4 separate regions of the Homo sapiens genome follow, and regions 1, 3 and 4 are each linked to region 2. A link is a contact called in ENCODE Hi-C or POLR2A ChIA-PET data. All regions are on one chromosome and are shown on one strand. Each heading gives the region's core, a stretch centred on a gene start or an enhancer-like site at or near the end of the contact. The rest is flanking DNA. Distances are from core to core; before and after follow the strand shown.

Region 1 (2,700 bases), core at 23-2,522, 450 kb before region 2:
TCCCCAGGGAAAATGTTCTTTCCAGGGCCAAGAGCATTTTCTTATTTTTTCTATATTCCTTCCATCCATCCATCCATCCATCCGTCCATCCATCCATCCATCCACCCACCCACCCACTCACCCACCCAAGCATGCATGCATGCACCCTACACACCTGTGTCAAATACGAAGCTGGATCCTCAGGACACAGTGGTTTCTGCTCTCTCTGAGTTTCAGTTCTAAATTTAAAGGCAAACTCAGAAGTTTCTAAATGTGTGAGCTCTTTTCCCTTCTATCAAATCAATTGCATTTTCCCACACTTCCAACATTCATTTTGTTGTCCACCTGTTCATGGGAAGCAAAGGCACCTTTGCAGACAGATTTCAGTCTGGCTTTCTTTCATCCAATTGCAATGGGCCTCTGATCTTTTCATGGCTGGCTGCTTGCCATGCATGTCTCAACTTAACGAGCACCTCCTTGGAGGGGCCTCTTTTAACCATCTCATCTGAAGTAGTCATTCACCAGCTGCCATCACATCAACCTGTTTTATTTTCATTGTAGCATTTGTCCTTGATATTTTTTCATTTGCTTATTTAATTGGTCCCCCTTTCTGCCACGAAAGCTCTATGAGGGCAGACAGGTGCCTCATCTGCTTCTTTGCCTCCGAATTCTGAAATGATTTGAAACGCAGTTGGCATTCATTAAATATTTGTTGACTTAATGAATGGATTCTTAATTGGCTACTACTGCTTAAAGGTCTACAAATACTGATTCATCCTTGTTGACAAGTTTTTACTTCTCACACGTATGCATATTAATCAGAATTTAAAACTAAGTCTTAAAAATAAAACAGCTTGGAAACGTGGGAAACATCTGGCAGAGAAATCATTCTTGCATTCGCAGTGACGGAAGGAAAATTTTTTCTCTGAAGTAAGCAGGTTGTTGGCCTCTTTATCGGTATCATTGGAAAATGCTTGCCTATTTTTGTTGGTTTTCTCAGGAACTGGGAACATCTGGCGTTTGGAACATAGAACGTTGTTCATTTTTAAAGCAGAGTCATAATAACTTTATGAGTTGAGGGTAAGAGAGAAAATGACCAAAGAAAATGAAGGCAGTCTGGAGAAAGAAGAGGCTCGTGTCCCTTTTAAGGAACAGGTTTCCTTGGCTCTTTGAGAGTGGTTCTTAAAGGAAGCTTCCTACGAAGTCCGCAGTTGGTATCCTTACTAAATGAGCCAACTAAATAGTGGAGGGGAAAAAAAGAGTGCGTGCCTGGCTCCTCCTAGTTCAGGCTCATACCGCCTCCTGAAAGTTGTGGCTACAGGACAGGCTTTGGCTGCTTTCTAGAACGTCGCTCGGATCCCTTTAAAGGTGGGGATCTTGACGGAGAGTGCGGGGGATGAAGGCGGGAGCTGAGGGCTGGAGAGTCTCTGTTGACATAGTAACTCTTCAGCTCCGTCTCCCTTGCTCTCCGCTCTTACGCTTCGCTACCACCAGCGGCCCCGCCTGTGCCCTCTCTGCCCGGGCGCCCCAGACGCATCCTCGCGGGGTCTCCTCGGCCTGACCTGCTCAGGTCAAGATCCTCTTTGCACCCCCTTAAGTGGTGACTTTTCCCCGGGCCAGTGGGCGAGCCACTTGCGGCGGGCGTCTGCACCCCCTGCTTCACCGTCGTCCCCTGGGCACCGGTCTGCCCAGGTCCAGTTCGGCCGCTGACGCGAACCCTCCGCACCGGGTCCCCGCTGGAACTGCCCACTCGGCTCCCCCGGGAGCGGGGCCCAGGCCAGTCGGGCGTTCCCGCCATGAGCCAGAGCCCGGCGTTCGGGCCCCGGAGGGGCAGTTCTCCCCGGGGCGCTGCCGGAGCCGCTGCGCGGCGCAACGAGAGCCAGGACTATCTGCTCATGGACTCGGAGCTGGGAGAAGACGGCTGCCCGCAAGCCCCGCTGCCTTGCTACGGCTACTACCCCTGCTTGTGAGTGCCGGCGACGCGGGGCGGATCGGGCGCGGGCTGCGCGGAGGGAGGTTGTGCGCTCGCAGGAGTGGCCGAGTCCGTCCGCGCGCGTCCTGAACCCGCGTGTGTACCTCCTAGGACGGTGCTGGGAGGTCCGCGAGAGCCAGGGCTGGGACCTGAGTGAGTGGAGGGGCGCGCGGGGAGTGGGGGAGGCGGGGTTGTCTAGGTTTGCTCCTCGTAGGTACGCATGGATATGTTTGCCCACGAGAGTGAGACCGCATAGTAACACCACCATTGCAGGTGATTAGATGGGTGGTCGATTTCTCCAGACCCCTTCATCCTGCGCTCTACAAGAGACAGGATCGCTACGTAACAGGCGGGATCTGAACAGGGGGCTGATTCAGATGTGCGCCCGGGTGACTCTTAGCCTATGTGGGGGAGAGATGACTAGAACTCCAAGGGTTGGAGCTGCCTGGGTGCTGGGTGCGCCCGGCGGTCTCCACGCTTGGCTTAGCGTTTCGGGCTGAGCGCTGAGGTCCTTGGACCGTGGGACAGCCAAAGTTAGACCAGGACCTCTCCCCGGTCCTGGGGCCTTGGAGTGAAGACAGAAATAGAACCAATAGGACTCTCCACCGGCGGCGCGAACCTTTTCACCCGGGGCGTCTGGGGAGACGAGCCTGTTAGGGGCTGGGAGACTCACGGGCTATAGAAGTGAGGGCGTCGGGTCGTTTGTATTGGGCTGTGGGTAACTGCAAGCTTTTGTTTATGAATCTAGG
Region 2 (2,700 bases), core at 201-2,700:
GTTACAAAATTAATAGTGCTGATGGTTGCACAACTCTGAGTACATGAAAAATCAATGAACTGATACTTTGAGTGAGCTGTATGATACTGGAATTACACCTCAATAAAGCATGGTAACTGTTTTAAGATAGGCTGGAAAGAGAAAGCCTGAAAACAACAATAATGATATTAATAAATTAGTTTACTTCTCTAGTCTCATATACTTCTGTGCCCACACTTGCTCCTGTTCTATTCATAATGGTCCCCTTGCAGTTGCCATATTATATCCTGCCATTTGATGCCCGGTGAACATTCTATACCTGCTTCCCAGAATTCTCTTTACCTTTCCTCTATCTGCCTAACTTCCACATATCTAAAATTAATCAGAGTAAACTATTTACTAGAACAACCAACTCCAAATCCTAGTAACCTAACATGATAAAGGTTTGTTTCTCACTCATATAGCCCCTCCCCAGATGATCGAGGGGTCCAGGCTCCTTACCTCTAGTGGCTCCCCCACCTTCTGGAGTCTTCTGCATTCTTTATACATGGTTGAGATAAACTATGAGTCATTAGCACAGCTAGACCTTGAGGTCCTACAAGAAAATTTGCAAATCATTCACTCTGTTTTGAACAAGGTATATTTAAGATGATGTTAAAATACCCAATGGTCTTGGGTCAAATACAGTTTATGACTGTGTATCTAAAATATATATTGCAATATTCTTCCCTTTTTCTACTGACTTCATGAATTTAGCGGGGATCCATTTTATAAGCTCAAAGATAATTACTTTTCAGACTAAGAATATTTAGGGTAAAAAGTACTGTTCAACATCTCTACTGAGGATGTTATGATGTAGCACACTGTATAAGCTGGAGCTAAAGGAAACTTTCCTTAAAGTGCTATTTACTAAAAATTGGAACACATTCCTTAAGACAAATCGAAGTGTGGCACACAACATCCAAACTTCCATCATAGATACAGAGGTGTTACCATCTCCCACTCCCAAATTTCTTTGTCACGCTGAGGATACTCAAGAGGAGCAGGACATGTTGGTCGCAGCAGGAGAAACTTGAAAGCATTCACTTTTATGGAACTCATAAGGGAGAGAATCTCTTATTTAGTATCGTCCTTGATACATTTATTATTTTAAAAGATAATGTAGCCAAATGTCTTCCTCTGTGTTAAATCTTTACAAAACTGAAATCTTAAAATGGTGACAAAAATTCTACTTCTGATAGAATCTATTCATTTTTCCAATTAGATAGGGCATAATTCTTAATTTGCAAAACAAAACGTAATATGCTTATGAGGTTCCATCCCAAAGAACCTGCTATTGAGAGTAGCATTCAGAATAACGGGTGGAAATGCCAACTCCAGAGTTTCAGATCCTACCGGTAATTGGGGTAGGGAGGGGCTTTGGGCGGGGCCTCCCTAGAGGAGGAGGCGTTGTTAGAAAGCTGTCTGGCCAGTCCACAGCTGTCACTAATCGGGGTAAGCCTTGTTGTATTTGTGCGTGTGGGTGGCATTCTCAATGAGAACTAGCTTCACTTGTCATTTGAGTGAAATCTACAACCCGAGGCGGCTAGTGCTCCCGCACTACTGGGATCTGAGATCTTCGGAGATGACTGTCGCCCGCAGTACGGAGCCAGCAGAAGTCCGACCCTTCCTGGGAATGGGCTGTACCGAGAGGTCCGACTAGCCCCAGGGTTTTAGTGAGGGGGCAGTGGAACTCAGCGAGGGACTGAGAGCTTCACAGCATGCACGAGTTTGATGCCAGAGAAAAAGTCGGGAGATAAAGGAGCCGCGTGTCACTAAATTGCCGTCGCAGCCGCAGCCACTCAAGTGCCGGACTTGTGAGTACTCTGCGTCTCCAGTCCTCGGACAGAAGTTGGAGAACTCTCTTGGAGAACTCCCCGAGTTAGGAGACGAGATCTCCTAACAATTACTACTTTTTCTTGCGCTCCCCACTTGCCGCTCGCTGGGACAAACGACAGCCACAGTTCCCCTGACGACAGGATGGAGGCCAAGGGCAGGAGCTGACCAGCGCCGCCCTCCCCCGCCCCCGACCCAGGAGGTGGAGATCCCTCCGGTCCAGCCACATTCAACACCCACTTTCTCCTCCCTCTGCCCCTATATTCCCGAAACCCCCTCCTCCTTCCCTTTTCCCTCCTCCTGGAGACGGGGGAGGAGAAAAGGGGAGTCCAGTCGTCATGACTGAGCTGAAGGCAAAGGGTCCCCGGGCTCCCCACGTGGCGGGCGGCCCGCCCTCCCCCGAGGTCGGATCCCCACTGCTGTGTCGCCCAGCCGCAGGTCCGTTCCCGGGGAGCCAGACCTCGGACACCTTGCCTGAAGTTTCGGCCATACCTATCTCCCTGGACGGGCTACTCTTCCCTCGGCCCTGCCAGGGACAGGACCCCTCCGACGAAAAGACGCAGGACCAGCAGTCGCTGTCGGACGTGGAGGGCGCATATTCCAGAGCTGAAGCTACAAGGGGTGCTGGAGGCAGCAGTTCTAGTCCCCCAGAAAAGGACAGCGGACTGCTGGACAGTGTCTTGGACACTCTGTTGGCGCCCTCAGGTCCCGGGCAGAGCCAACCCAGCCCTCCCGCCTGCGAGGTCACCAGCTCTTGGTGCCTGTTTGGCCCCGAACTTCCCGAAGATCCACCGGCTGCCCCCGCCACCCAGCGGGTGTTGTCCCCGCTCATGAGCCGGTCCGGGT
Region 3 (2,778 bases), core at 267-2,766, 440 kb after region 2:
AGCCTCTATTAAGATGCAAATACTTTTCACAGGCTCCTTTGAAGATGGAAAATAAATAAATACATAAATAAATAAAAATAAATTTTTTAAAAGATGCAAATACCTCCTGGGAAAGGTAACAAGCCATATCATGTAATTGTGCTCAATTCTCTGTAAGAGAAACTCTTCAGTTTCAGATACTCTTAGGTCTTAGGAATTGAAAGCTAAGATCCAGAGGATAAAAGGAGGAAGGAAAATTTGATCAAGAGGTGTATGGGAAAGGAGGTGGAAGAAGCCCTATATTATAGACTATAACAGTCTTTATATTCTACAGATCATCAAAAGTTCTGATTGGCCTTTAACCCCTTAACTTTCATCCCAATGACACACCCAACACCCACACAATGCAAACCAAAACTAAGACGCACAGAAAACTTGCAGAGTTAAAATGCACTGGTGCCTTGCTGTCTTCCATTATCTTACAAAATGGCAAAACTGCAAATGTATGCTTTTTAAAAAGCCAACTCAATGACTGTGTCCAATGAAGAGCCACTGACGTATGAGAGACATTAATAATTTTCTTTCAATATCACTAAACTAGCCTAATTTTATCTTTAAGACAAACTCTTGATTCCCCCCTTAAGGGCTTTTTTAGTTCAAACTATTAATAGACACAATAAATTAAAAAAAAAAAATTAAAGTCCCCAACATCTTCCTAGGAGCATTACACAACGAGATGACTTTGAACGACTTTCCTCAGGATATATTCCAGTGCCCTGTAGAGAACTTTCCCCATCCCTGTAGACATGTGAGTAAGTAAAGAACACCTCAAGAACAAACTTTGTTGGCCACCAGCAGGGGAGCTCTTCAGCTTTTGTCCCCAAATCCATTCAAACAAAAGAAGCTCCGACTCCTCCAACCCACCCTTCGGACCCGCACCCCGCGGGGACTCTCCAGATGCGGGTGTCCACTCCCCCGCCAGCCCTACTTACTCCTCAACGCCCCAATGAGCAGAGAGCCGTCCTTAATGAGCTCCTTGATGAACTTGTTGGTTCGCTCCAGCTCAATCTCGTGACACTGCAAGCGCTCCCTGAAATCTGGGCTGTCCAAGTAGGAATCGCTGAACTCCAGAGTGGGCAGCCCCATGGCACAGGCGCTGCCAGCGGCGGCCGCGGACACGTCCGGGCCGGAGGTCAGGGCGGGGGCAGCCGGCGGCCGCGGCGGGCGCTGGGGTCGCGCGATCGCGGGGAAGGCGCCGGGACGCGAGGGGACTGATTGCGCGGAGGAAACGGGCCCCGAGCGCCGCGCCGCCTGCGCCGGGCTCAGTCTTCCTCCCCCGAGGCTAGGCGAGCGCAGGCGCGGGCGGCGGGCCGAGGCGCGAGTCCCCTCAGGTTGTTGTCATCTGGACGCATCGTCGTTCGGAACGCGGGGGCGGCGAGGCTCCGGGCCGCGGCCGGAGCAGGAAAGTTTCTCTCACGGCGCGCAGACACTTCCGGCAGTTCCACTCCCCAACTCTCTTGACAGTCGTCGGCGTTGTGAGCCAGAAGCAGCGCACAGCCGCAACTCCGGCCGGGCTGGGGAAACCCTCCCCCTCGGCGGACGCAGGCTCAGAGCGCTTGCAAATCGCACCCGGGCTCCCAGACCCTCCTCCCCGCCGCCGCGCTCCCACCCAGCGCCACCCCGCCCCTTCGCCCCTTTGCCCTCCTGCCCCACCCGTCCGCCCGCACTGGGCTCCAGGGCTCCCCGCGCTGCAGCCCCGCGCTTGCGCTCCGGCCTTGGCTGGGGTGTTAGCCCTGTCCCCTCTTGGGCCCCTGGTTTCGGCTAGCCCTTGGTGACACTTCGGGGTCCCTCGCTCCACAAAAGGATCTGACTCCCAATATACCTCCCCTAACAGTGTCCCCTCCACCCACTCCCTACAATTCTCTGGGAGAAAAACCAACGTTAAGTTTCCCTAAAGTCTGAGTATTTTGAAGCGTAGATGGAAGATACTACTGTCTAGCGTTCGTTTAGATTTTACTTCACACTTCCCCACCGAATGCATTTGAATTCCACGTTGAAAAATTGTCCCGTCGCTCTCCCACCCCTCAGCTTCAATGATCCAGCCTGGAGGTGTTTCTTCCCCCTGCCCCCACTCCATAGCTGGGAAGGTGGGACGATTTTTCAAGTCATCCTCACTCTGCTTACGTGCTCCTACTTCTAGTAGAATACCTATTTGCATCACAATAGTAGTATCTCCTATTGGCACCTGGATGGAATTGTCCTAGGAGCGGGAAAATTTTCAAATTGTTGAAGTGGACTGGAGTTTGAAATAAATAGTTAACTCCTACCCACAGGCTTTATCCTTCCTCCGGTGGAGGTTCACCTAATAAATTTCTGTTCTCTTAAAACCTTGACAGCAAAAGAAACGACTGCTTTACATCTCGTCCTGACATCATCTATAGGATTTCTGAGAACTCGGATATTGTTCTTAAGGATCTGCTTTTAATTTCTGCATTTTCATTGCTTTGTCCATATGAACCATCTGTTTAAAAACTATTCTACAGATCATGGGAAAAATTCCACTAAAGTGCTTTACATTTTTCCCAATTAAGTTTCAGAGCCAGTCAAGATTCTTGGTTTCAATTTTTTAAATGTACAGGAACATTAAAAATAACATGTAAACCTAAAACAGATAAGATAATGTAAACAGTATGGGCCAGGCGCAGTGACTTAACGCCTGTAATACCAGCATTCTGGGAGGCTGATGCAGGAGAATCACTTGAGGTCAGGAGTTGGAGACCATACTGGCCAACACGGTGA
Region 4 (2,705 bases), core at 165-2,664, 280 kb before region 2:
TGCCAAAAAGTAGATGAGTTAAAATTAATATCCAGTTTTAAAATGCTTCTGTTCTTTCAACTGAGTTGAATTCATGTTTACTGCTCACCTAAGACTCATCTTTTGTGATGTAGTTACCCAATTCAATTTTTTTGCCCAAGGTTTCTCAACCTCGGCACTGTTAACATTTTTGGATGAATAATTCACTATTGTGAGGAATTTCCCTGTGCATCATGGGATGTTTAGCAGCATCCTTAGACTCTACCCATTAGACACTAGTAGCACCCTCTTATTGTGAGAATAAAAATGTCTACAGACAATGTCAAATGTCCCCTGTGGGGTAAAAATCACTCTAAGTTGAGAACTACTGCTCATGTCTGCCTTGGATTTTATCCACAGAGGGAAAAGAAAAACAAAAGCAAATCCTTGTCTAAGACAGGCTAATTGGCATGTACCAAGTTATGTGACTCAAAGGTTACAATGGGAATAAAGGCAATTCTAAACGTTTATGGTGGGAATTACGTGTGATAAAATAGGTAAGCATCCTTGATAAATTTTCTAGCACATACTGGGTGTTGGAAACACTTGTTGATTCTGAATGCTGGTGTGTGATGACTCTGGAAAAATGTGTAATTTAGCAAAAACTAACTGACAAACATGAGACATTTGGGGTTTGCTGTCAACATGTTCAGCTGCAATGATATGGCTTTATTAACATGTGAATTTTTTTAAACTTTGTTCTTTATCTTGTGTTACCGTTTATAAAAAGTAGAATGATAGCTTTGATTATTTTTAATTAAATTATTCACTTTGACCAAATTTTTAATCTGGCATTGTTCTTCTAAAATTTATTTTGACATAAATAGAGCCTCACTGTCACCAAAGTCAGCATTTGACAGGAAACCATTTCTTGAACTTAAATACATTAAATCTTCTAGAATGCTTTAGCTATCTTTAGTTTTGACTTTGAATACAAAGGGAATTATGATTAAGAATTAAACCCAATTTTACATATATGTGTTGACAAGTCACTGAAGAAGATATTAAATAATTAAACAAAGGAACACTGTCCTCTAAATTTTGTCTTTCAAAATCATTTTTTTCTCAAATCCAAACATTTGCATTAATCAAATCTTAAACGAGAAGCTTTTAAAAAAGTACGAGTGAACTACATGGTATTTTCTAGGAACTTGAATGCAAAACAATTTCACAAACTAGATATATGGCTTAAGTGGCAGATTCTGCCCCTTAAGCCTAAACTGGAATGGGAAAGGTCAGGGTGTCCTAGAGAACAGGTCTCCATGGCCCTGGGTATGCTTTCATTTTGCTGTGGGAGAAAGAAAGAATAAAGAACTGTTCTCTCCTCCTTAGAGGAAAGGCAGCTCATCCCTTGGCAAGCCTGCTACATTCCTCCTGGTTTTGAAACAGCCCACATAAGGTCCTGGAAGTCTTACCAACCTTGGACTTCTCTGTGAGCCTGAGACACTTTTAAGATTGTTTTAGAGACCGGAGCCATACACAGGCTAAGAGGCAGCTGCCGACTCCTGCACAAGTATTATTTGGGTGTTCAGATTTTGACAGTCTATACTATAGAGTGAATGCCTGTGTCCTTTCAAAATTCATATGGGGAAATCCTAACTCTGAAGGTGATGGTATTAGGAGGTGGGATTTTGGGGAAATGATTATGTCATGAGGGAAGAACTTTCATGAATGAGATTAGTTCCCTTATAAAAGGGACCCCAGACTGATCTCTCACCCCTTTTGCCATGTAAGGATGCAGGGAGAGGGCATTATCTAAGAACCAGAAAGTGAGCCCTCACCCGACACAAAATCTGCCAGTGTCTTGAGTTTGGACTTTCCAGCCTCCGTTTATTTCTCTGTGAGAAATAAATTTCTGTTGTTTCTAAGCCACCCAGTTTATGGTATTTTGTTACAGCAGCCTGAACAACTAAGACACTTCACCACCACCCCAGCCCCCCTCCCCTTTTAAGCCCTCAAACTCCATCCGACTCCCCACCTTGATGCAGGTGCTTTAAAAATGGTTTCCTCAGTGCTGCCTTAGGGATCTTCTGCAAGCCCCACTCTTCCCAGTCCCACCACTGCTCTAGATGCTGCTACAGATCTGGTCCCTGCTGTCTGCCAGCTCTATGATCATGACTTCTTGCTTCTCATGGCTAACCTTATCAAGGAGCCTCGTTTCGTTTTTTTTGCAAGTACAGAGACCACAATTGCCTGTGGTCGAAGACTTACTCCTTTGGAAGGTGACATGTATAAGAATTTGGAAAAGAACTATACAGAAGGACTTGCATACTTACAGAATATATCTTCGTTAGCAGGCAATGAGAATCTAAGACTCACTTTTGCAATCATCAATACTGGAAGTTGTGTCCACATTGATCTAAGCTTAAGGCAGAACGAGTACCATTCTCACTTTGAGATGTAGTTTCAGAGGAAAACAGCACTATTACTTGTTAATGTGTTCTGCAGTAACCATAAAAATACCTGCATGAGGCACCCTGGGAGCTGGAAAGATACCTCTTGCCAGCAGCTGGATTGAAGCTACATTCTGCAGCAGGACTGTTTGTTTGCAGAACAAATGAACTGGAAAGAATGATGAAGGGGGGACTAATAATTATAATTAATAATATCTGTAGATAATGTTTTAGTGAATCCTCATATAATCCTTTAAATAGGTATATGATTATCCCTATTTGAACCAAAGCATA

Evidence for each region. A loop is a pair of places that touch in the nucleus more often than their neighbours do. ChIA-PET counts read pairs that join two places held with the same protein, here RNA polymerase II (POLR2A). Pooled maps may share reads with other maps.
Region 1: a loop to region 2 is called in a map of sigmoid colon, with 3 times the contacts of the local background. The contact joins the promoter of TRPC6 here to the promoter of PGR in region 2. A Hi-C loop is called at or near these places in 1 of 168 maps with a recorded cell type or tissue (sigmoid colon).
Region 3: a map of tibial artery shows a loop between it and region 2 (4-fold over the local background). The contact joins the promoter of ARHGAP42 here to the promoter of PGR in region 2. A Hi-C loop is called at or near these places in 2 of 168 maps with a recorded cell type or tissue (tibial artery and vagina) and 5 of 50 pooled maps.
Region 4: a map of sigmoid colon shows a loop between it and region 2 (2.7-fold over the local background). The contact joins the enhancer-like site here to the promoter of PGR in region 2. A Hi-C loop is called at or near these places in 1 of 168 maps with a recorded cell type or tissue (sigmoid colon) and 1 of 50 pooled maps. POLR2A ChIA-PET finds 5 or more read pairs at or near these places in 1 of 52 experiments (WTC11).

What each region holds. Positions count from the first base shown.
Region 1 is chr11:101,582,579-101,585,278 of GRCh38, reverse strand. It overlaps TRPC6 (transient receptor potential cation channel subfamily C member 6), which reads left to right and starts at 1,272. Exons shown (of 13, transcript NM_004621.6): 1 at 1,272-1,945. The coding sequence starts at 1,776.
Region 2 is chr11:101,128,563-101,131,262 of GRCh38, reverse strand. It overlaps PGR (progesterone receptor), which reads left to right and starts at 1,450. Exons shown (of 8, transcript NM_000926.4): 1 at 1,450-2,700. The coding sequence starts at 2,193. It also overlaps PGR-AS1.
Region 3 is chr11:100,686,026-100,688,803 of GRCh38, reverse strand. It overlaps ARHGAP42 (Rho GTPase activating protein 42), which reads right to left and starts at 1,516. Exons shown (of 24, transcript NM_152432.4): 1 at 972-1,516. The coding sequence starts at 1,125. ARHGAP42-AS1 (ARHGAP42 antisense RNA 1) reads left to right here and starts at 849. Exons shown (of 2, transcript NR_133571.1): 1 at 849-1,171. RefSeq lists enhancers at 752-1,121, 1,442-1,491, 1,205-1,915 and silencers at 1,142-1,311, 1,612-1,801, 1,852-2,146.
Region 4 is chr11:101,406,205-101,408,909 of GRCh38, reverse strand. No RefSeq gene overlaps it. Among named protein-coding and RNA genes, the nearest start is that of MIR3920, 110 kb to the left of the region's middle. Within about 2 kb of position 1,414, at least 3 of the 41 ENCODE cell types and tissues checked have a DNase peak (open chromatin) inside an H3K27ac peak, as active enhancers do.